Linked DNA regions of Homo sapiens: region 2 is linked to region 1. Evidence: read pairs that join two places in POLR2A ChIA-PET (ENCODE). Cell type or tissue: A673. All regions are shown on one strand.

What was found. Peaks named below come from ENCODE experiments on the same cell type or tissue, not always from the same donor. Only the 100,000 strongest peaks of a DNase experiment are listed, where the experiment ranks them.
Region 2: POLR2A ChIA-PET joins it to region 1 with 5 read pairs; 2 of 35 experiments call an interaction of 5 or more read pairs at or near these places.

Annotation. Positions count from the first base shown.
Region 1 is chr17:48,720,178-48,725,177 of GRCh38, reverse strand. It overlaps PRAC1 (PRAC1 small nuclear protein), which reads left to right and starts at 2,660. Exons shown (of 2, transcript NM_032391.3): 1 at 2,660-2,860; 2 at 3,279-3,459. The coding sequence starts at 2,786. The coding sequence ends at 3,377. It overlaps PRAC2 (PRAC2 small nuclear protein), which reads right to left and starts at 1,993. Exons shown (of 2, transcript NM_001282275.2): 1 at 1,865-1,993; 2 at 420-850. The coding sequence starts at 767. The coding sequence ends at 495. It overlaps HOXB13 (homeobox B13), which reads left to right. Exons shown (of 2, transcript NM_006361.6): 2 at 1-415. It overlaps MIR3185 (microRNA 3185), which reads left to right and starts at 703; the gene lies at 703-770. RefSeq lists enhancers at 1,684-2,199, 2,200-2,714. In A673, CTCF peaks have their summits at 485 (motif pointing left), 2,747 and 4,498; DNase peaks (open chromatin) are centred at 497, 1,537, 2,087, 2,587 and 1 weaker place; H3K4me3 peaks cover 5,000 bases; H3K27ac peaks cover 5,000 bases.
Region 2 is chr17:48,140,694-48,145,693 of GRCh38, reverse strand. The region is part of intron 11 of SKAP1 (src kinase associated phosphoprotein 1); the gene reads left to right. Among named protein-coding and RNA genes, the nearest start is that of MIR1203, 13 kb to the left of the region's middle. RefSeq lists an enhancer at 1,807-1,876. In A673, no CTCF peak of the experiment used is centred here; no DNase peak of the experiment used is centred here.

The DNA of each region.
Region 1 (5,000 bases):
CAGGTCACTTTCTGCCTTCCACGTCCTCCTTCAAGGAAGCCCCATGTGGGTAGCTTTCAATATCGCAGGTTCTTACTCCTCTGCCTCTATAAGCTCAAACCCACCAACGATCGGGCAAGTAAACCCCCTCCCTCGCCGACTTCGGAACTGGCGAGAGTTCAGCGCAGATGGGCCTGTGGGGAGGGGGCAAGATAGATGAGGGGGAGCGGCATGGTGCGGGGTGACCCCTTGGAGAGAGGAAAAAGGCCACAAGAGGGGCTGCCACCGCCACTAACGGAGATGGCCCTGGTAGAGACCTTTGGGGGTCTGGAACCTCTGGACTCCCCATGCTCTAACTCCCACACTCTGCTATCAGAAACTTAAACTTGAGGATTTTCTCTGTTTTTCACTCGCAATAAATTCAGAGCAAACAAAAGATGTGGAATCTTAGAGATTTATTCCACTGGTGTGTTAGGACCATTAAAAAGACGTGGGCGCCCCCTTCCGACAGAGGCTCACCACTCCAGGAGAACCTGCGGGCAGGCTTTCATCGTCCGCGGAGCTACAGGCTTCCAGCGGCCTGGGGCCTCGTGGGTACTGAGCTGCGTGTGGGGGTCCAGGACCCGATGTCGCCTGCCATTCGGCCAGGGCATCGGCAGATGTATTGGTCCAGCCCCCGAGAGACCCAGGAAGAAGGCAAGGAGGTTCGGTACGAGCCATCTCGAATGGAAGAAGAAGGCGGTCGGTCTGCGGGAGCCAGGCCGCAGAGCCATCCGCCTTCTGTCCATGTCTTCTTTATCTTCCTCGCCATAATAATTAGTGGTGTGGACCCCCCCACACACACTTTTTTTCGGATTTACTTGTATGGAACCTGTGCAAAAAATATTTAATTTCGTTTTGTATTAAACGCTTTCATTGGGAATCCCTTCCCAATTTTAGTCTCCCACCTATCCCTGGACGACCACATTGAAATCTCTCACTTATTTGTGTTTAAATCACAACAAAATCTACAAACCTATATTCGCCTGCAGATATTTATTTTTACATAAGGGCTATGTTAAGCTACAGGAGGAAATGTTTTGCTTACCATTCGGACAAACGTGTGAACACAATGTCACAATAGGTGAATCCAGACAATGAGCTCACAGACGAATAAACGCAGAGGCACACACATATACTCCGGAAAATAAGCAGGGCGCCTTTTCACTAACAAGGCGCAATTGTACCCTGAGCTGCCCTCCAGACCGTTCCCCTCCCTCAGAGCCAAACTCCCGCAGCGAATCTCTCAGCAAGCTACGAAATGGGATCACAGGGTCGCGTCTACGCGGGCTCCAGGCCCGAAATAATTTCTAACTCCAAAGCAAGTGGATTTTATTAGGCCTCCAGAAGCCGAATAAGGGAGTAGTGGCGCAATGCGTAGAAACTACCTCCGGAAGCTCTTTTTGAATCTCGGTTCCAGCACCCGCAACGCAGAGCGCGAACCTGAGGCTCCATCTTTCGGGTTTTACTCCGGCTGGCTAGCGCTTCCGGGAACCCTGCGAGGCCGCCGCCAGCCGAGAATCCGCCCCGCCTTCCCTGCAGGCGATCCCTACTCCAAATAGTAGTTCCCGGGCCGGAAGCTGGAAAGCCCTCGAAGCAGGAAAAAGCCTCATCCAGGCCCCCCAGTTCTCGGGAGCAGCTCCAGCTTTCCTTCCCCAACCTAGAGCAAACTTCTCTTCCCTGCAGCTCCCCTCCCCCCCTTCATTAAAGTTATATTGAAGGTGCTAAGTGCTGCACTCTAATTGGGTTTCCTTCAGGGGAGACCCTGTGCCCCCCGGCCCCAACCCGTCCTGTCTAATAGAAATCCCCGAGCTGCAACCGCGAATTAAATAGATGAACTCGTTACCGTAAACTTGCAATAAAGCCCGGAGGCGACTGCTGCGGAGGGGGCAAAAGAAGGTTTCGTTGTTTTTGAAATTTATACCATTCTCACCCTCCCGAACAGTCGCTCTCCAGGGAAGAGGGGAGAAAGCTCGGGAGCGGCCCCGGGCCTCTAGCCCAAAAGCAGGACACCCCGCCCCTCCCCCCAGGCACTGGCCTGGGCCTGAGACAGATTTAAAACATCCAATGAGGAACCGATGCCAGCCTTTCTTCCTCTCTCCCTACCAGTTAGTTCTGTGTAGAGGGGATGAGGGGGAGGGGACGAAGTGGTCGGGGGAGAGTGAGGGAAAGAATTCCACCATTACCTTCTCTCCTCCCCTAAACTGCCCCCGAACTGGGAGGTGCACAGGGGGCAGCAAAAGAGTTTAATCGCCCCTAGAATAATGCTGGCGCCCAGCCTGGGGGGAGGGTCAGGGACTTTGCCATTGAACTTGAAGTTCCAGGCTGGTGGTCTCCACCGCCCCCGCCCCCATTTTCCTAAAAGTTTTATGGGAAGAGGGAGGAAGGTGAGGGGAAGAGAGGACTTCTCTGGCCTTGGGAAAGAGGGAGGAAGCCAATCAGGGGAGGAAGGGCCACAGCAACCAGGAGGTCCAGGGAGATTCGGAGGTTTGCGGGGAGGCGAGGAGGCTGCTGGGAGGAGACACTCCAGCTTTCGCCCCTACTTGCAGCTATGAGGTGGGGAGCCACCAACCGCAGGCCTTCTTACTGAGCCCCGCCCCAGACTCTACAGGGAGAGGGGCACCCAGTGCTGTGCTCCCGTCCTTCCTCTCCTAGCCTAAGGCGTGCAAACAGAGCGCCACTGGGAGGCTGAAACCTTTAGGCCGATGCTTGCTTGCAAGGTCAGGCAAGCTGGATTCTGGTCCCCACCTTTGCAGAGAGAACAGCGATGTTGTGCGCCCATTTCTCAGATCAAGGACCGGCCCATCTTACTACCTCCAAGAGTGCTTTTCTCTCTAATAAGGTAAACTGATCGGTGGGCCAAGGGCGTTATCGACGGATCGCTCAGTATGGTAGCTGCATCAGGAGGCCCTGGGAGAGGGTCTCCCAGGAATTTGGGAGCCTTCAGAAGTTTTGGGAAACAAGGGAAGGGTGAGCAGCAGGCTTTCACCGATACCACCTGGCGGGAGCACCTACTCGCGGTTCCTGGAGAGACCGGCAGCCGCCCTGGGCAGAAAGGGACAAAGAAAATGTTTCGCAGCACGCGGGACCTGCAGGACCTAGGCGGGGGAGAGGCTTGGGAGTGGGAACTAGCACCCGCTGTAAGGTCTGCCATAAGACTTAATGTTTGTCTCCAATGGGATGGAGTCCTGGCATAAGCAAAATTAATATTGATAACGTTATTATTATTTAAAATTTGTAAATATTGTAAAATATTTTAGAAAACATCTACTTTGAAACATCTACTGGGCGAGACCAGGAGTGATGGCTCAGCCTGTAATTCTGGAATTTCGGGAGGCCGAGGCAGGAAGATTCCTTGAGCACAGGAGTTCCAGACCAGCCTGGGCAATGTAGCAAGACGCTGTCTCTATTTATACAATAAAATTTTTTTAAAAAAGGAAACTGGGTGAAAGTTAACTGTGATTATAACAATTTTTCTTTTTTAAACTAACTCATCCTTAAGGCAAAAGCTCTGGGCCTTAAAAAAATAAAAACGGGCCAGGCATAGTGGCTCATGGCTGTAATCCCAGCACTTTGGGAGGCTGAAGTGGGCAGATAACTTGAGGCCAAGAGTTTGAGATCAGCCTGGCCAACATAGTGAAAACTGTCTCTACTAAAAATACAACAATTAGCTGGGCATGGTGGCTCACACCTGTAATTCCAGCTACTCAAGAGGCTGAAGCACAAGAATTGCTCGAACCTGGGAGGTGGAGGTTGCAGTGAGCTGAGATTATGCCATTGCACTCCAGCCTATGTGACAGAGTGAGACTCTGTGACAAATAATAATAATAATAATAATTGCACCTTTTTCTCTGGGCCCCTGGCTTCCTTATTCCCTTTCCTGCACCCTCTCAGAAGCTCTGCCTTGCCAAGTGTGGGATCAATGCCACAGCAGGCATGTGTGCGCACAGGGGCTCTGGGTCCAGTACAGAAGCAGGCTGGGGACCACATGCTCACATCTTCAGCCAACCACTGATATTGCCAAGTCATTGGTCTTGGGGTGGGCACAGTAATCCACAAAAACACTCAGGACTCACCTAACTCTCTTCTCCCCACAGCTGGCTCCTTCCCTGCCAGTTCCCCCTCCCATAATGACAAAACCCACAATTGAGTGAGCACTTTATAACCTAAAGAAATTGAAACTAAGAGGGTAAGTTACTTGATCTGGGTCCCAAAACAGGAGCGCTTAACCTCTACCACCAACTGAAAAAATAGAAAGCCCAGGGACTCCTCTATTGTCAACATACCTCTCCCTGCAAGGCCCTTCAGACACTAACAAGCACCTGCTTCCATCCGGAGTCACCCAGCTGAGATCACACAGGTGCACCCAAACACCCTAGACCCAGCCCCTCCTCAGGCACTGGACAGATCTGCATATATGCAAACAGGGGATTAAACACGTGTGGACATTTTTGTCAACCAACTACTCATTAATTGAGTATGCAAAATCTTCCACTAGGGGTGGAAGACAGGAGGAAAGAGTTGGAAATATGCTCTCCCTTCCCACCAGGCCTGACTCCTATGCTGGTAAATCTTGGGTCTGCAGCTTCCCCATATGTGACCTGAGGCCAGAGGATTTTATTCCATGACCAAATGACTACAATCAGAACAAATGGGGAACAGGACGGGGAACAGGGAAAGAGAAAGATACACACACACACAGACAAGCAAGGCTTCTGGGAGTCTTCCCTGGAGAAGATGCTTGGAATATCAAATCCGGGAGGGAAGATGTGAACAAAACTCGGAGGAGGCCAGAAAATGCAGGTCGCGGTGGATAGAAGGACGGTGCGGATCCTTACTCCGGGTGAGCTAGAGCTGGCCAGGCAGAGAGCAGGGGCATCTCACAGGGTCCTGGACCCCCAGGCGAAGCCTGGGCAGTAATCAGACGTCCCCTTGCCCACTCAGAGGCTGATCGCCTTACCCTCATCCAGGCGGGCACACAC
Region 2 (5,000 bases), 580 kb after region 1:
TTTTAAGCCTTATGATAGGCGCCTGCTGGTTTTCCCCCAATATCCCCTGACACCTACTGACAGGGTATTTGCAGCACCACACAGGGACTCAGGGCCCTGTGACAGGAGGAGCTCTGAGGAGGTCCATGATAGTCCTGAAACCATAAACAGCAATAGGAAACCACTGGAGGCAGAGTCAAGCTGTGCAACATGCCCATTGTTGGTGGCCATACTGCTTTTTGTTTATAGAATTTGCTGTTCTTTTTATGGCAGGTTTGGTAGGGTTTTTTTTTTTCCTTGTTGATGGAGATTAGCATAAATCCTTTTATGGCAGTGTGAAATCTGCCATAAACACTTTGATTGTTGCTGATGGTGAGCGCTGCGTCTATTTCAGGTTCACTCAATGCTTCATTCATCCAGACCAATAGTTTCTACAGCCATATAATGGAGTGCAAATAGCCAACTTTTATTTTTAAGACTTCTTCATGTGGGTTGTTCAAGGAGGTGGGGCAAGGTTGGTATTGAGAGAAGCAGATGTTTAGTCAAACCTAGAAATATTTATGAGGAGAACAAACCATACACTGTGCTTATTTTAGATGAAAGTTTCTAAAAAGACTTTGTGGCAAGAAGCAAGCCCTGATGGAAAGGTTTGTGGGTTTTTTTTTAATAACTTTTTATATTCTTATCTAAAACATCTTCATTGAACAATTTTGTATAATTTAAATCTTAGCCCTACCATTGAGAATATATGTAGAGTTATGGAATAGTGAGCATGTATAATTCTGAAGCCCTAACACAGTCACTTGTAGATGTGCATCCCTACCTTGAAGACAGAAACACTTCCAAATTGAGGATTTCAGGTCTCCTGGGAGCCTCTCAGCATTTTTCCAATCTTTCCAAACATCTGGGCAAAGAGAAATCAGACTTTATAGAAAACATTGATCCCAGAAATTCAGTTCTCTTTGCCATCCTAAAACTAAAACTCAAGAATCAGCAACTTAATAAAAATGCAGTAAATTAGCACCTTTAGACAGGAGCAGGGTTCATTCAGAGCTGGGGTCTGCCTGACTGAGCCAGTACTCTCTCCATTTTAATAGTTTAATAAAAATTAGCATAATTAACGAACATCTGTATGATCCAGAGTGGTGCAATTTGGCACTTGGAAACGAGGGCTTAAACATGATTGCTGTGAGTTTAATGTTGTTTTAATTCTTTTTGGCACTGTGCAGTGAAATAAACGTTTGGTGGTGATAGTTCTCGGCCGGATCTCATTTGCATTTTTCTCCCTTTGATTATGAGCAATTGTGGACTCCCCAGCAATTCATCAAAGTAGAAATTATTTTAAAATACCTCGTGGTGTTCAGACTGGGCTGGAGCAACGCATGGGGGTGGTAGTGGGAGAGAAGGTTAGAAATTTTCCATTCATGCTTTAAACATCTCAGCCCTGCAGCCCTTTTCGGGTATACAGCCAAGGGATGAAATCTGGAAAAGACAGTCAGATCCCGGGACCTGTAGGTGCTTTGATTAAGCTCCCAGGCTCCCACAGCAGGATGCATATGGTCTCTGGGACTGTGCCATCCTCCTTACACTTCTGCCTGCTCTTTTGTTTTGAAGGGCAGAGAGTTGATTTCACTCATTTCAGTTCTCATCACTGTGGCGAGGCTTCTACATCTGCAGTCGGCAGGGTCAGTGTTCCCCTGGAGCAAGAGCAGACAGACTGGGAGCCTGGCTTTTGCAGGTACCCTGCTGAGACTCATCTGCTTCCTGTTCGCACCCTCTTCGAGTTGGCAGAGAGCACCTTCCCAAGGCTTCATCCCTACTCCTGGCATTACGACTAAAGAGGGGTGCTACAAAGTGTTAGTCAAAGTTAGGAGCGTTGAACAACCCCCGGGGAGCAAATGCCTTACTGTCCCCTGCAGGTGATGCAGATGACAGCATCTGGCAGGTGGAAGACCACATTTCACACATTTCAGCAAGTTGACTTGGATCAAAAGACTCTCAGACAACACTGCCCACTCTCTGCCTGTGAGATAGCAGAAGAGCTAAAGCTAGTTTTTACGAGTTACAATGTGAGAGGTAGACAGAGTATGTATTTCCCCTTCACAGCAAGGCAACACTACAAGAAAACTTAAGTCAGAAACTGCCCTAATTTCAGTGTCGGAAAATGGACAGTAACATATCTTGTACCAAGAGGAGCTTAAAAATGCCCTGACAGGCTGGGCAGGGTATAATCCCAGCACTTTGGGAGCCTGAAGCTGGGGGATCACTTGAGCTCAGGAGTTCAAGGCTAGCCTAGGCAACATTGCAAAACTCTTATCTCTACAAAAAAAAAATACAAAATAATTAGCAAATAAAAAATAATTAGGCAGTGGCATGCACCTGTGGTCCCAGCTACTCTGGAGGCTGAGGCAGGAGAATCTCGAGCCCAGGAGGCAGAGGTTGCAGTGAGCCGAGATCATGCCACTGCACTTCAGCCTAGGTGAAGGGAGTGAAATCCTGTCTCCCAAAAAAAAAAAAAAAAAAAAGCTAAAGAATTATAGGTAATTTCCCATAAGACGTTGCGAACTGTAGGGAGAAGCTGGCCTGGGAGAGGGAGGAAATGAGGTGTGGTGGGTCAGGCACAGTGGCTCACTCCAATAATCCCAACAAGCAGGAGGATTGCTTGAACCCAGGAGTTCAGGACCAGCCTGGGCAACATAGGGAGACCCCATCTCTACAAAAAAAAAAAAAAAAGTTTTTTTTTTAACTAGCCAGGCATGGTGAAATGCACCTGTAGTCCTAGTTACTTAGGAGGCTGAAGCGGGAGGATCACTTAAGCCCAGGAGTGGTTGCAGTGAGCTATACTTGCACCACTGCACTCCATCCTGGGCAACAGAGCGAAACCCTGTCTCAAAAAACAAAACAAGAAAAGAAGGTGTGGTGTAGGAAGAGGTGGCAGACAGACACATTTAGTTATTTAAGGCTGATTTTCACAAGGCACTTCCCTGGTCCTAAAAGGATCAACTCAGTAGTCTCACTTCTTGTGGCATTTCAGACTCTTATTGTTGTATAAGGAGCCATTTGAGGAGACTGTCTCCAAAGGTAGTTGATCTCTTTCTGCCACAACTAGTTCAATCACCAGGGGAATATCTTGGAGTTAGTTGTAACTAAATCTGCTCAACTAAGAATACAAATTCCCACTGCCCCCTTCATTTCATCATAATCTCATTTAACAAGTTTTTTTGTTTGTTTTGTTTTGTTTTGTTTTTATTTGAGATGGAGTTTCGCTCTTGTTGCCCAGGCTGGAGTGCAATGGCATGATCTTGGCTCACCGCAACCTCCGCCTCCCGGGTTCAAGCAATTCTCCTGCCTCAGCTTCCCGAGTAGCTGGGATTACAGGCATCCTCAACCACGCCCAGCTAATTTTTGTATTTTTAATAGAGACAGGGTTTCACCATGTTGGTCAGGCTGGTGTCGAACTCCTGACCTCAGGTGATCCACCCACCTCGGCCTCCCAAAGTGCTGGATTACAGGTGTGAGCCACCGCGCCCGGCCTCATTTAACAAGTATTTATTTGGCCCCACTCTGTGCTGGATATAGTGCTGAATGCTGAGAACACAAAAGCAAACAAAACCAACAAGGTCCAGTCCTCAGAACTTTCCAACTAGTGATTGACACTGAGACAAAGACAGGCAGATAGAAGGCAGTGTAATCACAAGCTCTTTTCCAGGAAAGCACAGGGCACAGCACTGTGGACCGTGTAACCGGGACCCCACACAGTCAGAGAGTGTCAAGGAGAGGCTTCTAGGGAGTGAGTAACTCAGGAACTGAGATCTGAAGGCTGCTTAGGAGTAAGCCCCATGAAATGAGAAGGGAAGTAGAGGCTAAACAGGCAGAGGAAAGGTTCCAAGGTGAGGGAGCCTGTGGCCCATGGGAGCAGCTGAGACAAGTTCTATTTTACTAAGGAACACTAAATCTAGGAGGTGAGTAACAATGCTGAACAGTGAGTGGGACTGGGTCATGCAGGGCCTTGTCTACTTTGTTAAGAAGTTAAGGGGTGGCCAGGCACAGTGGCTCATGCCTGTATTCCCAGTACTTTGGGAGACCGAGGCAGGCAGATCACCTGAGGTCAGGAGTTCAAGACCAGACTGGCCAATATGGTGAAACCCCATCTCTACTAAAAATACAAAAATCAGCGAGGTGTGGTGGCAGGCACCTGTAATCCCAGCTACTCAGATTGAACCCAGGAGAATCATTTGAACCCAGGAGGCAGAGGTTGCAGTGAGCTGAGATCGTGTCAGTGCACTCCAGACTGGGCAACAGGGGCTATGGCTCAAAAAAAACAAAAACAAAAACAAAAACCAGTTAACAAGGGGCATTGGGAACCCACCGAAAGTTTCCAAGCAGAGCAGTGACATTATCAATGTGTACTGTAGGGAGCGAGTCTGGCTGCACAATGAATAGAGTGGAGAAGAAGAATGCTGATACAGAGATTAACTTGGAGACTGTTTCTGTAGTTCTCACGTGAGACGATAGCTACATGACCCTAAGGCATTGGCAACTGGGAACGGAAAGAAGATGGAGGATTTTAGTAATATTTTAGAGGGAGAATCGACAGGACTCAAGGATTGATTAGAAGAGGGGGATGGGGCTGGGCGAAGTGGCTCACACCTGTAATCCCAGTACTTTGGGAGGCCGAGGCGGGTGGCTCACCTGAGGTCAGGAGTTCGAGACTAGCCTGGCCAATATGGTGAAACCTCGTCTCTACTAAAAATACAAAAATTAGCTGGCCATGGTGGCACGTGCCTGTAGTCCTAGCTACTCGGGAGGCTGAGGCAGGAGAATTGCTTGAACCTGGGAGGTATAGGTCGTGGTCAGCCGAGATCATGAGATCACACCACTGCACTGCAGCCTGGGTAACAGAGAGCAAGACTCCATCTTAAAAAAAAAAAAAAAAGAAGAAGAAGAAGAAGAAAGAAGAAGAAGGTGAAAGTGAAATTGGGAATGACTCCTGAGATTCCAGCCTGGGTAACAGTGCATTG